Regions from separate parts of the Homo sapiens genome. Here regions 1, 2, 3, 4, 5 and 7 are each linked to region 6. The links are chromatin contacts, found by Hi-C or POLR2A ChIA-PET in ENCODE. All regions are on one chromosome and are shown on one strand. Each heading gives the region's core, a stretch centred on a gene start or an enhancer-like site at or near the end of the contact. The rest is flanking DNA. Distances are from core to core; before and after follow the strand shown. Region 1 holds the start of LNCSRLR (lncRNA sorafenib resistance in renal cell carcinoma associated). Region 2 holds the start of PLOD2 (procollagen-lysine,2-oxoglutarate 5-dioxygenase 2). Region 3 holds the start of RASA2 (RAS p21 protein activator 2). Region 4 holds the start of PLSCR2 (phospholipid scramblase 2). Region 5 holds the start of RNF7 (ring finger protein 7). Region 6 holds the start of DIPK2A (divergent protein kinase domain 2A). Region 7 holds the start of ATP1B3 (ATPase Na+/K+ transporting subunit beta 3).

The links. Hi-C counts contacts between places; a loop is a spot of excess contacts on that map. ChIA-PET counts read pairs that join two places held with the same protein, here RNA polymerase II (POLR2A). Pooled maps may share reads with other maps.
Region 1: a map of ovary shows a loop between it and region 6 (15-fold over the local background). The contact joins the promoter of LNCSRLR here to the promoter of DIPK2A in region 6. A Hi-C loop is called at or near these places in 1 of 168 maps with a recorded cell type or tissue (ovary) and 4 of 50 pooled maps. POLR2A ChIA-PET finds 5 or more read pairs at or near these places in 2 of 52 experiments (MCF 10A and activated T-cell).
Region 2: a map of endothelial cell of umbilical vein shows a loop between it and region 6 (10-fold over the local background). The contact joins the promoter of PLOD2 here to the promoter of DIPK2A in region 6. A Hi-C loop is called at or near these places in 8 of 168 maps with a recorded cell type or tissue (Calu3, MCF 10A, PC-9 and 5 more) and 22 of 50 pooled maps. POLR2A ChIA-PET finds 5 or more read pairs at or near these places in 7 of 52 experiments (A549, A673, HepG2 and 4 more).
Region 3: a map of B cell shows a loop between it and region 6 (6-fold over the local background). The contact joins the promoter of RASA2 here to the promoter of DIPK2A in region 6. A Hi-C loop is called at or near these places in 2 of 168 maps with a recorded cell type or tissue (B cell and naive thymus-derived CD4-positive, alpha-beta T cell) and 10 of 50 pooled maps.
Region 4: a loop to region 6 is called in a map of B cell, with 23 times the contacts of the local background. The contact joins the promoter of PLSCR2 here to the promoter of DIPK2A in region 6. A Hi-C loop is called at or near these places in 2 of 168 maps with a recorded cell type or tissue (B cell and naive thymus-derived CD4-positive, alpha-beta T cell) and 7 of 50 pooled maps. POLR2A ChIA-PET finds 5 or more read pairs at or near these places in 4 of 52 experiments (AG04449, CD4-positive, alpha-beta T cell, CD4-positive, alpha-beta memory T cell and 1 more).
Region 5: a map of B cell shows a loop between it and region 6 (21-fold over the local background). The contact joins the promoter of RNF7 here to the promoter of DIPK2A in region 6. A Hi-C loop is called at or near these places in 4 of 168 maps with a recorded cell type or tissue (B cell, naive thymus-derived CD4-positive, alpha-beta T cell and natural killer cell), 1 of 37 single-sample maps with no recorded cell type and 12 of 50 pooled maps. POLR2A ChIA-PET finds 5 or more read pairs at or near these places in 1 of 52 experiments (B cell).
Region 7: a loop to region 6 is called in a map of OCI-LY7, with 13 times the contacts of the local background. The contact joins the promoter of ATP1B3 here to the promoter of DIPK2A in region 6. A Hi-C loop is called at or near these places in 3 of 168 maps with a recorded cell type or tissue (OCI-LY7, PC-9 and naive thymus-derived CD4-positive, alpha-beta T cell), 1 of 37 single-sample maps with no recorded cell type and 11 of 50 pooled maps. POLR2A ChIA-PET finds 5 or more read pairs at or near these places in 1 of 52 experiments (CD4-positive, alpha-beta T cell).

Annotation. Positions count from the first base shown.
Region 1 is chr3:146,067,846-146,070,679 of GRCh38, reverse strand. LNCSRLR (lncRNA sorafenib resistance in renal cell carcinoma associated) reads left to right here and starts at 1,495. Exons shown (of 2, transcript NR_146297.1): 1 at 1,495-1,861. PLOD2 (procollagen-lysine,2-oxoglutarate 5-dioxygenase 2) reads left to right here. Exons shown (of 20, transcript NM_182943.3): 20 at 1-1,240.
Region 2 is chr3:146,159,837-146,162,585 of GRCh38, reverse strand. It overlaps PLOD2 (procollagen-lysine,2-oxoglutarate 5-dioxygenase 2), which reads left to right and starts at 1,402. Exons shown (of 20, transcript NM_182943.3): 1 at 1,402-1,705. The coding sequence starts at 1,597.
Region 3 is chr3:141,485,577-141,488,276 of GRCh38, reverse strand. It overlaps RASA2 (RAS p21 protein activator 2), which reads right to left and starts at 1,250. Exons shown (of 24, transcript NM_006506.5): 1 at 1,061-1,250. The coding sequence starts at 1,193. RefSeq lists a silencer at 462-1,341.
Region 4 is chr3:146,468,229-146,470,928 of GRCh38, reverse strand. PLSCR2 (phospholipid scramblase 2) reads left to right here and starts at 1,368. Exons shown (of 8, transcript NM_001395437.1): 1 at 1,368-1,434. RefSeq lists an enhancer at 1,310-1,379.
Region 5 is chr3:141,736,850-141,739,549 of GRCh38, reverse strand. It overlaps RNF7 (ring finger protein 7), which reads right to left and starts at 1,252. Exons shown (of 3, transcript NM_014245.5): 1 at 1,034-1,252. The coding sequence starts at 1,208. RefSeq lists enhancers at 101-779, 980-1,219, 780-1,459, 1,570-1,619, 1,660-1,709 and silencers at 780-959, 1,220-1,479.
Region 6 is chr3:143,970,555-143,973,254 of GRCh38, reverse strand. It overlaps DIPK2A (divergent protein kinase domain 2A), which reads right to left and starts at 1,432. Exons shown (of 3, transcript NM_173552.5): 1 at 266-1,432. The coding sequence starts at 922. RefSeq lists silencers at 107-346, 837-1,486, 1,817-1,866 and enhancers at 965-1,545, 1,597-1,686, 1,957-2,066, 1,546-2,126.
Region 7 is chr3:141,875,336-141,878,035 of GRCh38, reverse strand. It overlaps ATP1B3 (ATPase Na+/K+ transporting subunit beta 3), which reads right to left and starts at 1,393. Exons shown (of 7, transcript NM_001679.4): 1 at 1,126-1,393. The coding sequence starts at 1,234. RefSeq lists silencers at 599-1,168, 1,439-1,568, 2,439-2,498.

The sequences.
Region 1 (2,834 bases), core at 246-2,745, 2.1 Mb before region 6:
TGAATGACTGGCATGAACACGTCTTTGAAGTTGTGGCTGAGAAGATGAGAGGAATATTTAAATAACATCAACAGAACAACTTCACTTTGGGCCAAACATTTGAAAAACTTTTTATAAAAAATTGTTTGATATTTCTTAATGTCTGCTCTGAGCCTTAAAACACAGATTGAAGAAGAAAAGAAAGAAAAAACTTAAATATTTATTTCTATGCTTTGTTGCCTCTGAGAATAATGACAATTTATGAATTTGTGTTTCAAATTGATAAAATATTTAGGTACAAATAACAAGACTAATAATATTTTCTTATTTAAAAAAAGCATGGGAAGATTTTTATTTATCAAAATATAGAGGAAATGTAGACAAAATGGATATAAATGAAAATTACCATGTTGTAAAACCTTGAAAATCAGATTCTAACTGGATTTGTATGCAACTAAGTATTTTTCTGAACACCTATGCAGGTCTTATTTACAGTAGTTACTAAGGGAACACACAAAGAATTACACAACGTTTTCCTCAAGAAAATGGTACAAAACACAACCGAGGAGCGTATACAGTTGAAAACATTTTTGTTTTGATTGGAAGGCAGATTATTTTATATTAGTATTAAAAATCAAACCCTATGTTTCTTTCAGATGAATCTTCCAAAGTGGATTATATTAAGCAGGTATTAGATTTAGGAAAACCTTTCCATTTCTTAAAGTATTATCAAGTGTCAAGATCAGCAAGTGTCCTTAAGTCAAACAGGTTTTTTTTGTTGTTGTTTTTGCTTTGTTTCCTTTTTTAGAAAGTTCTAGAAAATAGGAAAACGAAAAATTTCATTGAGATGAGTAGTGCATTTAATTATTTTTTAAAAAACTTTTTAAGTACTTGAATTTTATATCAGGAAAACAAAGTTGTTGAGCCTTGCTTCTTCCGTTTTGCCCTTTGTCTCGCTCCTTATTCTTTTTTTGGGGGGAGGGTTATTTGCTTTTTTATCTTCCTGGCATAATTTCCATTTTATTCTTCTGAGTGTCTATGTTAACTTCCCTCTATCCCGCTTATAAAAAAATTCTCCAACAAAAATACTTGTTGACTTGATGTTTTATCACTTCTCTAAGTAAGGTTGAAATATCCTTATTGTAGCTACTGTTTTTAATGTAAAGGTTAAACTTGAAAAGAAATTCTTAATCACGGTGCCAAAATTCATTTTCTAACACCATGTGTTAGAAAATTATAAAAAATAAAATAATTTTAGAAAGTTTTGTTGTTCTATTATTGGTGTTTATCTTCCAACGTGAATACATGATGGAATTGTCTGAAAGAATGAAGCCTTTGATTTTTCATTTTGCTTAGTAGATTTAATGATATACGAAACTATTGAATTATAAATGAAATTATAAAATCTTCAATTTTAGGATGACTAGGGATTTGATCTAACTCGTTTTCCAAGTGAGAAAATAGAAGCCAAATGTTATTCAATATAGGTTTATTTGTTTATTAATATTTTCTGGGTCTCTATTATGGGTCAGGCACTGTTCCAGGCACCAAGGATATGTTGATGAAGAAGACATTATAGTCACTGTGAGATGGACTTAAAAAGATAAGGAAGTTGGTTCTACTCCTGTTCTCTTCTTTGGCGACACTTAATACCCAAAGAAAATTTCTACTATCCATCAACTAGGATAAGGAGACATTTTAGTAATGATTTGTGAATTATGTTACTGTACATCAGGAATGGTTTTCAAAATATGTAACACCTGGTATGATGTAGATGCCAACTCATCGGAACAGACTCTGGTTATAAAAGCAGATCGGTTCGTTCCTACCAGTGCAAGCCAGCTTAATATCTCTTGTGGTACAGTTCAAAGACATCTCCCAGGTACTAGTTATTTTCCATTTTGGTATCCATGGGTGGTTACTTAGCATAACTATTTCAGTCTCATGCCATGTTTTCAGAAATGGGATCCAGGTAGTCTATTGAGCACAGTTTTTTTGTCTTTCCTCTTATCCTACATTCCATGAAATAATATAAAATGTAGCTTTAAAAAGATGATTCATAATTACTGAGAGAAAATTAGAAAAATTCCCATAAGTAGATTAAAAAATTTGAAAAACGGAAAACGAGTAGAATTGGAAGGATGGAGAAAAATACAGCTTGAAACACACAGAGCAGAAGATACAGAAAGTACATCTATTGTTTGATTCATTCATTTTATGCAATATAATAAAGGCTTTTTAAAAAAAATACACACACACACCCATATATATAAACAATTATCCCCTGAATAATATGGGCGTTAGAGGCACTGATCCCCATGCAGTCGAAAATCCACATGTACCTTTTGACTCCCTCAACACTTATCAACTAATAACCTACTGTTGACTGGAAGCCTCACTGATAACATAAACAGCTGATGAACATTTATTTTATATGTTATATGCATTATACACTGTATTGTTACAATAAGCTAGAGAAAACGTTATTTAAAAAATTATAAAGAAAGATAAAATATATTTACTATTCATTAAGTGGAAGTGGATCATCATAAAGGTTTTCATCCTTGTTGTCTTCGCGCTGAGTAGGCTGAGAAGGAAGGGGAAGAGGAAGGGTGTCTCAGGGGTGGCAGAGACAGAAAAAACCGGCATACACATGAGCCCGCGTAGTTTAAGCACATGTAGTCCAAGGGCTTATTGTGTATCTGCAACAATCAGATATCTCTGACAGATGAACCTGATAAAGTCACACTATTTAGAGTATGATACCATTTATGTTAAAAACAAAATACTATATATGTGTGCATAAACCTACAGAAAATTTCCTAGAGAGGAACAACTCTGGAGAGTGGTATGAG
Region 2 (2,749 bases), core at 153-2,652, 2.2 Mb before region 6:
TTTTTTTCCCCTTCAGACTAAATAAACCTTATTTCATTCTTCTCACAGGTCATAGTTTCCACTTCTTTAATTATTTGTTACTCTTCTCAGAACTTTCTCCAGTTTTCCTCTTCTTTTAAAAAACTGAGACCAAACCTTCAAAACAGAGTAATAACTGGCTTAGTTCTGGGCACAGGAAATGATTCTTTCTAAAATGTCACATCCCAGGCAAGATTTCTTTGCAGGGTTTTCCACCTGTTTTTAATGCTATCAAGATGAAAGCATTAAGTTCATGTTATCTTGATATGTTAATTTTAGACAAAACGTGATCATAATGGAACACATTTTTCCATAATTTTCTGTCTTAATTTCAAAGGCCCAGAGTTATAACGGGTGTTGTCTCGATTCTGTTTTTTTCTAATTTCACGAAAATTTAGGCAGGAGATTCCAGAATGGTAGCAGTTTGGTTCTCTTTCTCCTATAAAATAGCTTATGTCATTAAATGTATGAGGCAAAACTGTCAAGCTTTTTTCTTAATTGTGCTTTTGCTCCCACTCATTCCAACAAGTTAAACCCTTGGCTAGTTAAAATGTGAGAACAGAAAAAAGGGAATTTTCTTAGACATCAGTCAAAAGTGGAAGCAGTGGGGGCCAAGGCTCAGAGATCTCGACCTCTCCGACCACGTCTTTGGGAGTAATTTTCCATGCGGACTGGAGCACGATCTTGTAAGCACAGCCCCGGCATTACACACGTTGGGCTCCGATTCCGCAGGATTTACAAGCCTCATTACTGGAAAGAGTCTAAGGCTCTCTTGGCACAAGCGGCGGAGCAAGAAATGTTCACTGGACAATAAAACTTTCGGTTTACGGAGTAAAATAAAATCACGGCCTTCCTTTTACAGGGTGATGAACCTGCCCCTGAATTAATGAGGGGCGATCCATTTCCATGGCTTAAGAGTCTGGCGAGGTCCCAGTCAGCCAAGATTGCCGCAGATTTGCAGTCACTTCAGACTGGGTGGAGTATCCAAGTCCATAGAAGAGCAAATTCTCACCCTTCGAGGCTGCTGTGGAAGCTACCGGGGCTGGGACAGCAGAGAGGAACCCAGACGGGAACACCGCCCTCCCGCCAGACTCCCGGCGGCTCCTCCTCCCTCTCCCAAACCCACTCCCAAAGCTAAGTGCAGGCTTCCCCGTTCCAGCCAGAAGCGCTGCGTGAGCCTCCACACGTAGCCGCAGGCAGCTCCTTAAATAGCGTCCGCGCTGAGCAAACAGTCCAGACGTGGGGCCCAGGAGGGCGAGCTGAGGCGACCGCACCGGGCGCGCAGCGGCGGCGGGTCAGCCGGCGGCCAATAGCCAGGGCGCGGCCCGCCCCGTCGCCTCCCCTCGGGGAGCCTATAAGGCCTCCGCAGCGCCCCGGGCGCCTGCTGCTCCGTGCCTCCACCGACGACCTCACTCAGCTGCGTTACGCGCCGCTCCGGCTGCCGGCCGCGCGCCTTGCCCGCCGGCTCCCGCCCGCAATCGGCGGCTCAGGGCGGACCCGGGTCTCTGCGTTCTCGCGAGAAGCGCGGCGCTGCGGGGCCGTGGGCGCCTGAGCCCGCGCGGCCCTCGAGGGCCGAATATGGGGGGATGCACGGTGAAGCCTCAGCTGCTGCTCCTGGCGCTCGTCCTCCACCCCTGGAATCCCTGTCTGGGTGCGGACTCGGAGAAGCCCTCGAGCATCCCCACAGGTGAGCACCCCGCGGTCCGCCGCTGTCCCGCGAGGCTCGGCCGGCGGGGGGGCAGTTCATTCATCCACCAGCCCTTCCGCGGGGCTGGCCAGGTGAGTAGTGGGGGCCTGTCCCTCCTCTCCAGGACCGCCGGGGTCTTCCCCAGAATTGCGGTCGGGCGGCGCTGGTCCCTGGGGAAGTGTAGGGGCACCCGCCCTCGTTGACTCCTTGGAGTTCTCGGTGAACTCAGCGTGCCCGAATTTCCCTGCAGAACAAGTTGGAGTTTCCTTTTGGACTTGCAGGTCATGGGCACCAACACCTTTCCTGCAGCTCTCCTTTCCCCTCCTTTCCGAGAGTTGGCATGGATTTATCCTTGATGGACGAGGCAGTACTCCTTCTGTGACCTAAACACGGGGCTTAGTGTACTTTCTAATTGATGGTGACACATTCCTTCCAGCACCCCAGGAAGCAGCCGGTAACACCTCCCTCTTGCCAAAAACAACGCTCGCTCGAAAACCTTAGTTGTTTTCAGTAAGGCTGCCTGGCTACCCAGTACCTCCAGGCGGCAGCTTTCTTCCTTTGGGATCTGAAGGGGAAGCTGTGGACACACAGCTGCTCCCCTTACCTACCCTTTTCTTGAGCCCGGTGCTGTCTCTCGTTTTCAGAAGCTGTGTAAAACAAAACGTTTTATATTTAGCCAGATTAAAGAGAGTTTCACCACGTCTGTCTAAACATGCTTTGCTGCCTTTTGTGGCACATGAAAAATCCTTGGAGTTTTCCACATTTGTGCTCTTTGTGCTCAACTCTCTGAAATTAGATCTTGCATTTAAATGACCTTCTAATGTCCTTTTTGTTTTGTTTTGTTTTTTGTTAAGTCATCTTGGCACCATTTTTTCCCCCAAGTTTATAATAGAGTGCTTTTCTACTTGAACTTTTCTTAAGCCTAAGGACAGAAATTTCTATTTCAGAGTTACATTCAGAAAGTGACATTTGGTTTGCAGTCCAGCTAATCCATGTAGCGATAGTTTTGTCTTCATCTTTAAGTGTTTCAGAAAGCGTCAGCAG
Region 3 (2,700 bases), core at 1-2,500, 2.5 Mb after region 6:
AAGAAAATAATGCTAATTTTCGACAAATGCAAAAATAAATGTTATTGATCTCTCTTACAAACAGAAAACAAAAAGCACTTCATCTAAATAAACCACTGTGAAAAAAAAAATGGCAACCTGACACCAAAGGGTCGTTTTTAAAACTAAAATGTTCAAATGACAGAACTCAAATAATCTGTCCACAGTAATGCTCGGACAACTCTGAGCAAAATTTCGTATTTAGTCAACTGGTAGGCTCGCTCACTAAAGTAGCAATTACACGCATGAGAAGGAAGGGAATTAAGCGGGCTGAGTGCGGGCTGGGTGATTGTGTTTTGAGACCTGCTCACAGGAAGCCACTACATCCTGCCTTTAGTCCCGCCTGTCACGCCGTCCCTCGATTCAAGTCCCGGCCGCAGCGAGGTGGGGCAAGTACAGGTGTCCCGCCGAGCTCCTCCCGGGGCGCTCACCCGCGAACAGACCGCGCGGTAGCCACTCGGGCCCCAGGGCGGCCCGTTTCCTGCAGCTCAGGGCGCCTTTTTCAACCTCTCCCAGGCTCGCCGAGCCCAGGAAACGAACAGCCCCCTCCCCTCGGGCCAGCCCCACTTCCCAGCCCGCCACCTCCTCGGGCCGCGCCTCCGTATAATTACTGCTCGGCTCCCACCGCGGGGCCACTCCCCAGCGCCCGCAGCCGCGCGAAGGCCTGAGTCTGAGGGCGGCCGGAAGCTCCTCACGCCCCCGGACCGCGCCCCCGGCCGCGCCCCGGACTCCAGCGTCCCCGCGTCCAGGCCGCTCCCCACGACCGAGCCCCTCACGCCGGCGCAGCCCGGGCTCTCCCACCCCAGGCCCATCTCCAGCTCCCACTCCCTCCGGAGAGCAGCAGCCCCGGCCCACGCCGCCCCGTCGAGGCGACGCCGCCCCCCAACACACCCCCTTCCAGCCTCAACCGCGCCCGGCCCAGGCCCCCTCCCGGGCCCGCGATCCCAGCGCAGCTCGGCGCCGCCACCGCCGCGAACCCGCCGCCCCCTCAGCCTCGCGCCCAGCGCCGCCAGGGCGTCCCCTCAGCCCAGCCCCCGCTTACAGATCTTGCCCCGCAGGCTCTGCAACACTCGAACCTCGCGACTGTCCTGGTCCCCGGCCTCGGGCTCTGCAGTCGCACTCGCCGCTGGCGCCTCGGAAGAAGCCGCCGCAGCAGCAGGCGCCGCCGCCGCCATGGTGCCGCCCGGCCCGTGCCGCAGCCCTGCCGCCTGCGTAGCCGGGCGAGGCGGAGCCCAGCAGCGGCCTAGGCCCAGGCCAGCCGCGCGCCTGGCCCCGCCCCCGGGCCTCGGCCCGACTCGCCCCGCCCCGCCCCGCCCGCCGCGGCCCCGCCCCCGCCCCCCCCGGGTCTCCATTCACCGCCTTCGCCACCCCCGAGCCGGGCTACCCTGCAGAGAACCGTACTCCCGGCTTGGGGCGCTGGCTAAGGGTAGCTCCCAGTCGTGGCTCTGAGCGGCCTTAAAATCCCCACCAGGAGAACGCCCCGGCCCTCCCGTGATCCCTAAATCCTCCCGGGAATTGGGCTCCCCCAATGAATAGACCTGCACATCTCCTAACGCTCGCGGGAAATACAGGCCCTTCCCAATCAGGGAAACTCCCTGTGGGAAGAAAATAGAATGGAATTTGGCAGGTGGGTGGACCTCAAAAGTATCTTATTCAAAAGGAGGCAAGAGATGCATTTGAGGCTCTTCCAGTATTATCCAAATACTCCCCGCCAGCAAGCCAAACTCCTCCCACACAAATACTCTTTACTAGGACCAATTCTCTGCAAAACCTGGTTCAAGAAAAGGACCAGCCACCCCCAACTCCAGCGTGAGTGCAGTGCCTGAGACCCTCTCATAGAGAAATTCTGAAGCATTTACCATCACTTTTGTATTTCAGGAACAGAAAAAGCAAAGAAGGGCTCCCCCCCGCCACCGCCACCACTACTAAAAGTTGGCTTTGTTAAAAAGTTGACTGACCCTAGGAAATGTGTAAATCTTTGACTAATTGTTAGCTTTATTTCAAGGGAACTCTTTACAGTGAGTAAACTGCATGAATAATACCCTGGTATGTGATGAGGAAGACAATTTCCTGGTGTTGAGGTTGTTAACTACGCTGCCCTAAGAAGGAAGAAACTGTGACTTAATCGGGCAGGGTAATTCTTTTCCAGGGCAACAACAGGAATAAGCCAGTCAGTCAACAAATATTTTTTGAGGGTCAGACATAGTGATGGCCTCAGACCTCAGAGACTACACAAAGGTCAAGATGAAGAGAGCTCCAGCTCATTCTGGAGGGAGACACAGAAAAGGCCAGAGGCACTGGGAGATAAGAAATAGGACGGGGAAACCTGAAAACTGAAGACAAACGCGCCGCCTGTGCAAAGGCTGGACAGCCCCAGAGAATGGTCAGAGTTTAACATGGACCTGGCCAGCGAAGCTTCCAGTTCTGCCTGTGTTGCAGGTGACTTCTATTTCCCCATGTGATCTTTACACTTGTTGGATAAAGTGAACCACTTCCTCTTATATGAATGTTTTGCTGTCATTTCAAACATAAGTCCAAAACTTAATTTCCTGTCTCCCTTTCCAAATCTGAGTTCACATCTTATACTGTTACTCAGGCCAGAAACTTTGACTTTTTCTTATCCCTTGTCCCAATGCTGTTTTCAGTTGCCACATCCTTCTGACTCTGCTGAAATCTCTTCCT
Region 4 (2,700 bases), core at 119-2,618, 2.5 Mb before region 6:
AATCATCATAAAAATCCTCTGTGGTAGATACCATTACTACTCTCATTTTACCGATTAGAAAACAGGCAAAGAGATTGTCAAGTAATTTTCACAAGTCACAGGCACAGGAAGTAAAAAAGAAAGAATTCAAACTCAGGTAGCTCGATTTTCCTTCTTCCTTTTTCTATCTTATTTTCTCAATTTCTTTCTCCACCTTCCTCCCTTCCATTCCCTTTTTTCTTCCCTCCCCCCACCTCTCTTAGTGTGTCTTCAAATGTTTGTGTCAACCTTGGTTAGCAGGGTAATCGGGAGAACAGCACCGGGAATGGAGAGGGTGAGGTTTCATTTTTCTCCATATATGGTGTTATTGTTTGGAAGATCATGTGTTTTTGTTTGTTTGTTTGAGACGAGTCTTGCTCTCTCTCCCAGGCTGGAGTGTAGTGGCTGGATCTCGACTCACTGCAACCTCTGCCTTCCGGGTTCAAGCGATTTTTCTCCTGCCTCAGCCTCCCCAGTAGATGGGATTACAGGGGCACACCACCACACCTGGCTCATTTTTGTATTTTTAGTAGAGACGGGGTTTCACCATGTTGTCCAGGCTGGTCTTGAACTCCTGGTCTCAGGTGATCCGCCTGCCTCGGCCTCCCAAAATGCTAGGGTTTCAGGCGTGTAAATAAATTTTTAAAAAATCAGTAGAAACGTCAGTGCAATATGTATTTATTTATTGCATGAGGGTGTGCCAGTTGCAGGCACACCCTGAAAAATCAAAGGCGCGTCCTGAAAAATTAAACATTCTACACGCCTCATCATTTTCACTCTTAACTTAAAAATGCCTTTTGTTGGAAAGAAAAGGGAGAAGGGCAAGGGCTAGAGATAAAATAATCTCGACCGCTCCTCTTTTGTAGTCTAAGCTCCCTCACCTTGAAAAGCTACAGGCTTCTAAGGGATGGAGGTCAAGAGCAGAGTTAAGGAAGTTCCCGGGGTAGGCCACTCCCCGCCTGATGATTTTCCAGTTCCAGCTGGTGTCGACGTCCCAGTTCATCTGTGCCCTTAACCACCGGAGAAACGTTTCCGGAGTCTCTCCAAAGAGCAAAAAAGGGGACGGGGATGGGGAGAGGGAGACGGGACGGGCTGGGCGGCAGCTGCGCGTCGCACACGGCGTGGGGGGGTGGGTGCAGTCGCGCCCCCAGCTCGGCCGCGCTCCAGCAGCAAAGCCGGATCCTCTGAGCCCGCGCAGGGACCAGGGGAGGGAAGCCTTGTTGTACCCTTGGGGTCCAGAAACCTAAACTAGGGGCTGCTGCAGGTGTAGACTCTGAGGCTGGTCCAGGCCCCTTTTCCGCCGACTTCCGGGAGGGCTGTGCAACAGGTGTGCCTGGCAGTCACGGGGCAGACGGGAGGAAGCCACGCTAGGACCTCGGCTCGCTCAGGGCTGTGCGGGAGCAGCTGCAGCCACGGGTAAGGGGGCGGCTTTCTCAGTCGCCTCCCTATGGGACTGGGGTGTGCCTGGCTAGTGGGGACGATGCTCCGCCCCATAATTGTGTTTGCGTCAGAGGGCGGGGCAAGGGCCCAATGGGCCGCGGGAAGCGACACCTGAAGTGGAACGGAAACTCGGCAAGGGGCCCCAGGCGGCCCAGCTGTACCCTGGCTCACACCAGAACCGTTCGAATGACAAGGGGTGTCCTGCCTGAAAACGCCTTGCGGGGCTCAGCTTCCCCTTAGCTACACTGCTTTACAGGTAGAGAGCGGCCCTGAATCCTGGGCAGAGTCTGGGCTCAGGAGCATGTGCCAGCATAGTGGGGCTATTAGAAGGGACGGTTAATACAGCCTGCAAGCTGTCATTTATCAGTAAGTATTCAATGAAGTCCGCCAGGAGCCCACGTCTATGCTAGGCCCTCTACAATACCAGCTTAGGAAAGATAGTGGCGGTATGTAGCGCGGTTCCTAAGACCATTAGCTCCAGTCAGGCTCCCCGACTTTAAATTCGGCCTCTACTGCTTCACATCTGTGGACTGTCAGCCACTTTCTTCATATATGTTCTTTCCATTGCCTCATTTCTGAAATTGTGTAAGTATTAAATGAGCTACAGAGTATTACACTGAAATTTGGCACATTGGGAGAATGTGAGATTTTTTGTTTGTTTTTCAACGAAATAGGAACATAAATGCAACGGACATGAATCATGAATAATTTCAATTCAGCTAGTTACTGAGCTGTACAGCATTAAGTAAACATTTTATCTTTATGGGCTTAGTTTTCTCATTTATAAAGAAGAAAGGAAAACTCCTATTTGTGAGGGAGGTCTGGGTTGTTAGGAAAGGTTTTTGAGCAGTAATTAATGTGTGTTAATGTAAAGTTCTTAGAGCAGTGCCTGGCACTACAGAAAGTACTCAGTGAAAGTTAGCGTTTATTATTTTAAATATTTGACAAAGTCCCTGCCTCTCCAAGCTGACTCTCTGGTTCCCATGTGGTTTCATTCATTCACTGTTATTTCTGGAAGTCTTGGCATGGCCACTTGCCAGTTGCAGGAACAGGCAGTCGTTGTTTCTTCCCGCTTATGACACTGAGATACATGGTTAGTACCAGTGACACTTAGAAGTGTCAGGCGGTTTGGGGGCTCCTTTCTTTCTTGAACTTTTCCTAAGAGCAAACCTTTCTCTTATTGCCACCCTGATGTTTACAATAGAAGGGTTTTGAGCAATGAACAAGCACAAGGAAATGAAA
Region 5 (2,700 bases), core at 3-2,502, 2.2 Mb after region 6:
CGTTTTCTTTAACTACCCTCAATAAAGAATTCCACTGAAGAGGGTCTCATAGTAATTTTAAATGCCCTATCTGAAAATACAACTTGCATTTAAATAGCACCTGCTTTTCAAAGTGGTCTGAGTTCTTAGAACCATATAAAATATAACAAGATTAAGCTGTTCTGAAAAGTTTCACTTGGTCTAATATTTTAACTCAAAATATCACAGAAAGAAGACATATTTGTAAGAGGGTTCTCCACAAAGGCATGACTCAGAGCAGCACAGTATCTTCTCCAGGAAATGGCATCCAATATGGAGAGGGGGGTGTGATGGAGGTGAAGTTTTACGTTTCTGAAAAAAGGGCTTACAATTCTTCAGCTTCCATGAAACTTAGATATTCTTGAACCACACTGTTCCCTTCAAGCCACGCTAGTGCTATCTGACCCGTCTTAAATCAATCCAGATTTAAAAGCCATTCGAAGAGCGGCGGTAAGCTAATCCGGAAATGCAATGGCTATGAACACTTTCCTGCGTCCCTCGAGGAGAACTAAGGGTGTCGTTTTGTGGAAGATGACTCTGGAGCATCACTTTGGTGGTGACCAAGACTATTAAAGTTCACTGCTGAATCACGGCCTTTACCCTGACCACCTTGTGTTGAGCTTTTAGAGGTGGGGCTGGGGCTGGACACACAAACCGAAGTGTTTCCTGCTAGTTCCCAACAATCACCCGGTTTTACTTTCTTGGTCACACCCATCACTACCTGAAATTACCTTGTTTAACTCCGTTTATTGCCCGTCTCTCTCCCTAGAACACCAACCACCCGGCGCAGGGCGCCTGTTGCACAACCCCGCAGCCCCAGGCGGCGGCCGCAGCCCTCAGGAGCCGCAGCAGGAGCGTGGCTCCGCGTTCCTCCGGCGCCGGGGCAGGGCGACCTCCACCCACTCTCCCAGGCAGGGCACTTTCCGAGGCTTCTGACGGACGCCCGTCCCTTCCCAACCCCGAGGTCGGCTCCCGGAGGCCGCAGGGCGGCCCTGGACTCGCGTGCAGCGCTTACCCATCACCTGGACCCTGCAGATGGCGCACGTATCGCACTCCACGTCCCAGCTCCACATGGCCACCGCGTTCCACTTCTTGAGGGAGAACATCTTGTCGCCTCCCGACTTGGAGCCTGAGCTCCCGGAGTGAGAGGCCAGGGCGCAGGTTTCCTCTCCGTCTTCCACGTCGGCCATGGCGGCGCCGCGGAGCCGACGGCGGAGACGTTGGCTTGGGGAAGGCGGAAGGCTAGGGCGGCTCTGTGGAGCCGCCCGACGGGCCACAGCGCCGCCCGCAGGCCGCCAGCCACCGTGGTGCCTAGACCCCGGCTGCCCACGATTGGCTGGCGCGGCACAGTGACGTCACCTGACGCCAGCGCCAGGGGGGCGGGCAGGCCCCGCCCTCGCCGTCCTAGGCCAACTGAGAGGGCTCGGGCCCTTATGGGGCGACGCCGCTGAATCTGCCTGCTGCGCTGCGGGGTGTTACGTCTGAGCAGGCGCACAGATTGTGCAGGGATATGTGTCCTGCTTTACGGCTTCATTAAACCTACTGCTCTCAGAAATTATCTTGTTAATTTATTCGTTTGTCTCTTCCCTCCCAAATGTAAAACTCTATCAGAGCAGGAAACATGTTGCTATCACCACATTATCCTCCGTATCTGCAAAATGCCTGGCCACAGGAGGCACAATTATTTGTTGAGTGAATAAATGATCTTAAAGATCTAGAAATCTGGTTCAGTGATTCTCAAAACTTTTTGGTCCCAGGACTCCTTTTCACTTAAAAATTATTAGGACCTTAAAGAACTTTTATTTATGTAGGAAATGTGTAAATATATATATATATACACACACACATATTATGTATGAATATATATACACATATACAATGAATATATGTATATTCATATATACATACATTTCCTGTATATGTATACACACATATGTAGAGATTAATGTTTGCTTTTGAAGAAATTAAAACATTTTAAAATGTATTCATTAAAAATCACAGTAGTAACCTCATTACAGGTTATCATTAGAGGGATGACTTCACATACCATGTAGTTGCTAGAAACTCCGGTGTACACTCGTAGAATGAGAGTGAAAAGAGAGAAATAGCTCTAAATATTGTTAGGCAACTAGTTTGCCCTCTTTTGACCGCTAAAAGAGGTCGGGATCCCAGGAGTCCCGGTGTGTGGCGACACAACCCACACTTATTTTTCAGGCCCCGCTCCCTCAGCTGCACAGTCTCCATTCCTTCTGCTCAGTACATTTGAGCTAGTTTAACTTCCTCTTTTTATATGTAGGACTAATGAGGTCTGAAGAAGTGAAATGACAAAGATCACATCGTTATTATAGTAGTGCTTCTACGGCTAGCCCACCATCACATGTGTTTCCAAGAAAGCCGGTATCTCCATTGAAAAGAAAACAGAAGCACAGCCAGCCTAAGGAGATGCCTGACCCCACCATCACCTAGTGGTGGACAGCTACTCTGTCAAGTTTGGATTCTGAGCCTCTCCCCATCCCCTCATTTCCTGATACCTGGGCAAAAGCTAACCAGACTAATGGAGCCTGGCAGGGGAAACAAGAATGCATTAATATACAGAAACATAAATATGGACACAGGGTCACATTTGGTTAGATGCAAATGCGTATTTGTTGAGTGGTGTGTTAAGGGCTGTGAGGGTACAGG
Region 6 (2,700 bases), core at 183-2,682:
CCCTCTGGCGTTGAAAGATCCACAGTCAAATCCGAAATGCGCCCGAATCTAGGTAACAAGAGCAGACTCTCCATCAGCGGGGTCGCCCTCGGCCTCCCTGCACAGCCCCGGGGCTCCCCCGGAGACGCCCCTTCCCACGCCTGCAGCCTGGCCCAGCCCGGCCGAGTCCGAACTGGCGGCAAGCGCTGGCTGAGCCACTTCTCCCGACTCTGATTCCCACGCGCGGCCCCTCCCAGGACGCCCCCTGCCCTGGCTCCGCGCCTACCTGTAGCACCAGCGGCTCGGGGTTGAAGGCCAGGGTCAGCAGCAGCTGCATGCGCTCCGAGTCCTTGAGGTTGCGAAGCAGGAAGCTGCCCGAGTCCTTGGTCTCCGCGTAGCGGCGCACCAGGCGGTCGAGAAGGCGCTGCGAGGGGCAGTGCACCAGGTCCGACCAGCCCTCCACCGCCTCGGGCGTGAGCAGACGCACGTCGCCGTTGAGGCGCGCGAACTCGGTCCGGGGCATGGCCTGCAGCAGGTCGCAGCGGGGCCGGCCGGTGGCCCGCTTGCAGATGCTCTGGTCGAGCTGCGCCAGCTCGCGCTGCGAGCCGAGGCGCTTGAGCACCACTCGGCGGCGGCCGCCCTCGCGGGGCTCGCCGTACTGCGCGAAGTACACGTTCTTCACGTTGAGGAAGTCCAGCAGGCGCAAGCGGCCCCACGCCTCGAATACCACCTGCCCGTTGAGGAAGCGGCGGCACCAGCTCGTGCCGAAGCACGCCGGGCACTTATTGAGCTGCAGGAAGCGCCGGTCGGTCAGTTCGTTGCGCTGCCAAGAGGCGAGCAGCGACGGCGAGTGCAGCACCATCAGCACCAACAGGCTGCCCAGCGCCGCCAGCTTCAGCGAGCGGGACAGGCGGCCCAGCTTCGGGGGCACCAGGCGCCACATACCGCCCGCCCGCCCGCAACGGGAGGGCGAGGGCACCCCCGGGGCGCCCCCGCCGCGCCAAGACCCGGAGAGCTACCGGCAGGAACCCCGGGCGAGAGAAGGAGCTAGCGCGCGGGCTGGGGCGGAGGGCGGAGTAGGTGTGTGAGAGAGGAAGACGGGGAGCGGGAAGGCGCGGGCCTGAGCGGGCTGCGACTTCTCCCAGTCACTAGTCTCCACAACTCTCGAGCTCCCTCCTCCTAGCTCCCCGCCCTCCGACTCCGGCGGCGCCTCCTCCACGCCAGCCAAGTTATAGAGGAGCGGGAGGGGGAGGGAGCGCGGGGACCCGACGGTCGCGCGCCCGTGCCCGCGCGCACGCGCACTGCTGGCTTCGCACAAGAGCTGCGGCGGCAGCCAGCCACGACAAGTGGGGTCTGCGAGGAAAGGAGGGACTCACGGAAGGGGAAGAGGAGCTAGGATGTCTCACACCCACAAGCAGCAACGCACGTCTCAGAGCCGCACACCCTTGCTTGTGCGCGCTGGCTCTCCTGAGACCAAGAAGGGGAGCCGGGGGCGGGGCCAGAGGGGCGGAGCGAGCGCGTCGCGCGCCGCCCGGAAAGCGTAAGCGGGAGCTCGCGGGAGCGGGTGTGGGGGCGGTTCAGAGAGGGGGAAGCTCGGGCTCTTGAGGTGGGGGCATGAACTCGCGGTTTCTGGTTTCAGAAAGAGTCTTAATTACAGTCATCTTTTATGATTATTGTGGTTTACTGGTGCGTTCCTTTCACTATTGTGGAAACGGCCCTTTAAGGGAGGAGGGAATAAGAAGAAATGAACTGAGGAAGTCTATTGCAAATCCTTCCCTCTGGACGGCGCGCGAGGCGGAGGCAGAGCTGGCGCGATTGCCTCCCCTCGCCTTATATGGGTTGGGTGCGCGCCTGGGGGGTGGGGCGAGGCCGGGGAGTGCCCGACGGGGGCTTGTGTTCCCCTCAGCTCGTGCTCCTCGCGGTAGGGGGTGGGGCCTGTGAGGAAGACGGTGAGAAAGGCTCGAGTAGTGGCGGGTTTGTTGGAGCTTCATCTTTGGGGTTGTATCTGTAAAATCATTTAAAATTTTCTTGAGTGAGCACAAAATAAAGTTCTCAAGCCACCGTGTTAAAGGGAAAATAGGATGAAGGGGAACCGACGCGGCCTGGTGTCGCCAGGACGTCTGCCCCAAGCGCCGCGAAGAAGCCGGGAAGAGTTTGCCAGGCTTGCCTCTGCTGCCCGCCGGCTGCCCTAGCCCGTCCCCGGAGCCCTGCGGTTCCTCTCCGCAAAGCTGATTTCCCGGTGCCGCCCCTGAGGGTCCCTGAGGAGCGGGCCGCGAAGCGTTGCCCTGGCGGTAGCCATGGGGACCCGGGGCTGCTTGGTGCTCCGCACGGTCACGTTGACTCAGTCACCCCAGACTGCAAAAGTAAGGCGCAGATGCCGCACGAAAGCACTGTGTTTAGGGATAAGTTTCAGGGGACCCGGACTGTTTAGCAGTAGCGCTAGTAGATACATTATTATGCTATTCACTTTTAGTGCTAGAGTAGTTAAAATGAGAAGTGATTTTTAGTCTGAGGGACAGGTGGTTCCTGATACGTTATTAAACAACTGAGTCTTAACTGAGTTAATTTTAGGGCTTGAACAGTGCTTTTAGAAGACCATGGTAACTGGCATGTGTAGATCAACTCTACAGCGGGTTAATAAGAAACATCTATACCAGGTTATCAAAAGTAACAATACTTTCAGTATTGTTTAATTGTAACAGGTATTTGTTACAAATTCTT
Region 7 (2,700 bases), core at 144-2,643, 2.1 Mb after region 6:
TCTGCACCAACAGTTTATTTTCTGAGTCACAGCTTATTTCTCCATGCTTATCCTAAAAATGTTGTGCCCAAATAGTTCTAAGCTCTCGAGATTTATTCCCACTCAGAAAGAAATGGTCTTTCAAGACCCACTAACAAAATGTTTCAAAAGGATTTAAAAAGGTAAAATTAGTTTACTTAAGTATAAAGGCAAAAAAAAAAAAAAGCTCTAGCCTGCATTCAGAGATTGATACAATTTTAGGAAAAAAAGGCATCCTAAAGCTACTCTACACGGTAGATGGTTTAAATATATTAAAACAAAGAGCTCACGCATAGAAAAAATCTGCTAACATACAACCATCACTCTCCTGTTTTGAAGACACGGGAAAAAAAAAAAAAACCTGTGTTGTTCAGACAGGATTTACTTTCCCCAAAGAAGCAAATTTGTAAGGAAGAAAACCTCTGTAATTAAAAAGGAATCCGGGAGGAACCAACCTTTTTAAGGGCCTTTTCACTGTCCAAATTCAAGTGCATTTTCTTGTACAATGTACTTCTGTGATTAACTCACCGCTACACGTTTAAGCAACCCACACCCACACTTAACACTCAGTCGCACTCTTCCGACCGGTCGGGGTGGCAGCGTGGACGAGTCACAAGATAGCGGCGGGAGTGGAAATTTCCTCTCCCCTGGAGTGGGGCAGGGTCTGGCTTCTCCGAACCGCTCAGCGGGCCGGGCGCCTCCGCCAGGGCCTCTCGGGCCGGAGCGCTCCGTACAAAGGAGGCCCGGGGGCTCGGCTCCTGCACTCTCGGGGCCCGGCTTCGGGCAGGGGTCCCCGGCTTCCGGCGCCGCGCCGGGCGGGAGGCCCGGGCAGCACGTGCGCCCCGCTCCCAGCAGGGAGGGAGGAACCAGCGCGGCCCGGCCGGGCTGCCCGCGGGCCCCGCTGCTTCGGGAGCGAGCTGCGGCCAGTCCGGCCGGCCCGGGGAGCAATGAATGGGGCCGCACTGCGCCGCCGCCGCCCGGGTTAGGGTCGGGCGGTCGGGAGCCCCGGCGCTGGGAGCCGCCTCCCGCCTTTCCGTTCCCACCAGACCGCGCCCGGCGCCCCCGGGACCGAGGCCGGCCCCGGACGCCCAGCTGCTGCCCGCTCACCCCAGCTCTTGGCGGTGCGCCCCAGGAATTCTCCGGTGGTCGGGTTGTAGATGAAGAGCTTCCACTCGGCCAGGCTCTGGTTGAGGGACTTCTTCTCGTTCTTCGTCATGGTGTGCGCGCGGACGGCGAGAGGAGCTGCGGCCGCGGGGATGGAGGCGGCGAGGGCTGCGGAGGCGCGTCCCGGCTCCGGCGGCGCAGCCCGGAGACGGCAGTGAAGGGTGGGACGGCCGAGAACACCTCCTCGTTACGGGGAGTACTCGAGCCGACTGCGCCGCGCCGCGCCGGGCGGCCGCTTGGGCCGCGGGAGCCTGACGTCTCCGCCCGCCGCAGCCAATCCCCGCGCCGCTCGGCCCGCGCCGCTGCCGCCTCCCGCCAGCGGCCGGGGCGCTGCCTGAGGCGGCGAGGGCGCCCCACCCCGCCCCGGCCCCGCCCCGCAGTAGCCTCGGGGGCTCCCTCAGCCTGGGTCAGAGGAAGCGAGAAGAAAGTCTAAAAATCCGAAGGTTTAGTCGCACGCACGTTTATAATAATAGCAAAAGGCGGGCGTCCCCGCGCCGCAGGTTGCTTAGGAGGAGGACTGGGTTTCCTGGGCGTTCCTGGGCGCCGGGGCGCTGAGAAGATGCTACCCGCGGCGGGCGGGTGCGGAGAGCACGAAAACGACTCCAGTCGGCCCGCGGCTTCCTCTCTGAGGGAACTTAATCGTCCCCTCCCCGAACTGCCTCCCCGACCGTCCCCAGGCGTTCTCTGGGCTCTGTGACGTTCCTACAGGACGCTCTCTGGGCTCTGTGACGTTCCTACAGGACGCTCTCTGGGCTCTGTGACGTTCCTACAGGACGCTCTCTGGGCTCTGTGACGTTCCTACAGGACGCTCTGCGGGGGATCGCGCGGGGCTCCCACAATGTACACGGTGCACTGCTGTTCTGAGAACGTCCTCGCTTGGCTCCCTTGAAGGGTTCAACCGGGAGCCTCGGGTCAATGGGAATTCCGTTCTAAATATGCCAGTGAATGGAGTATAATTTTTCTCGGGATTCAGTTGAATTTATCAATGAAATCTAAATACGTGCTTTCCCAAGGGTCCTGGCAACTGAAAGCTCCCAGCTTTTGCCCAGACGCTCCTACTCTTAACCCACAGGAAAGGAACACTCGTTGGAGGGTCCACGCCTGTGTAGTGTCGCCGGCTTTTCATCTCCCCTGTAGAGATCGCGGCCCTTGGGCGGAGCTGAGGGTGCCGGTAGCGTTTTCCTCCGCGAGATGGAGCTGACGAGTACGGGAGGGGGGGTGCCCTCAGACTCAGCGACAGGATAAAAGACTTTATAGGAATTTGCACAGAAGGTGCGGGGTGGGGGAGGTTGTTGTTGTTGTTGTTTATTTATTTATTTTTAGAAAAAAGCTCTGCCTCCGTTTTATTAGCAAATAAAAATTATGGAGAAATGTAATAGCCATCTTATTGTTTGGAGTGATGAATTATAATCTGTCTGGAAGTTTAAACAGCCTGCAAATGGATGAATTTTCCTTTTTCCTCACTTTTCTTACCAAAGCAAGAAATAATGAATTATACCTCCCACAAATGGAAAAGTG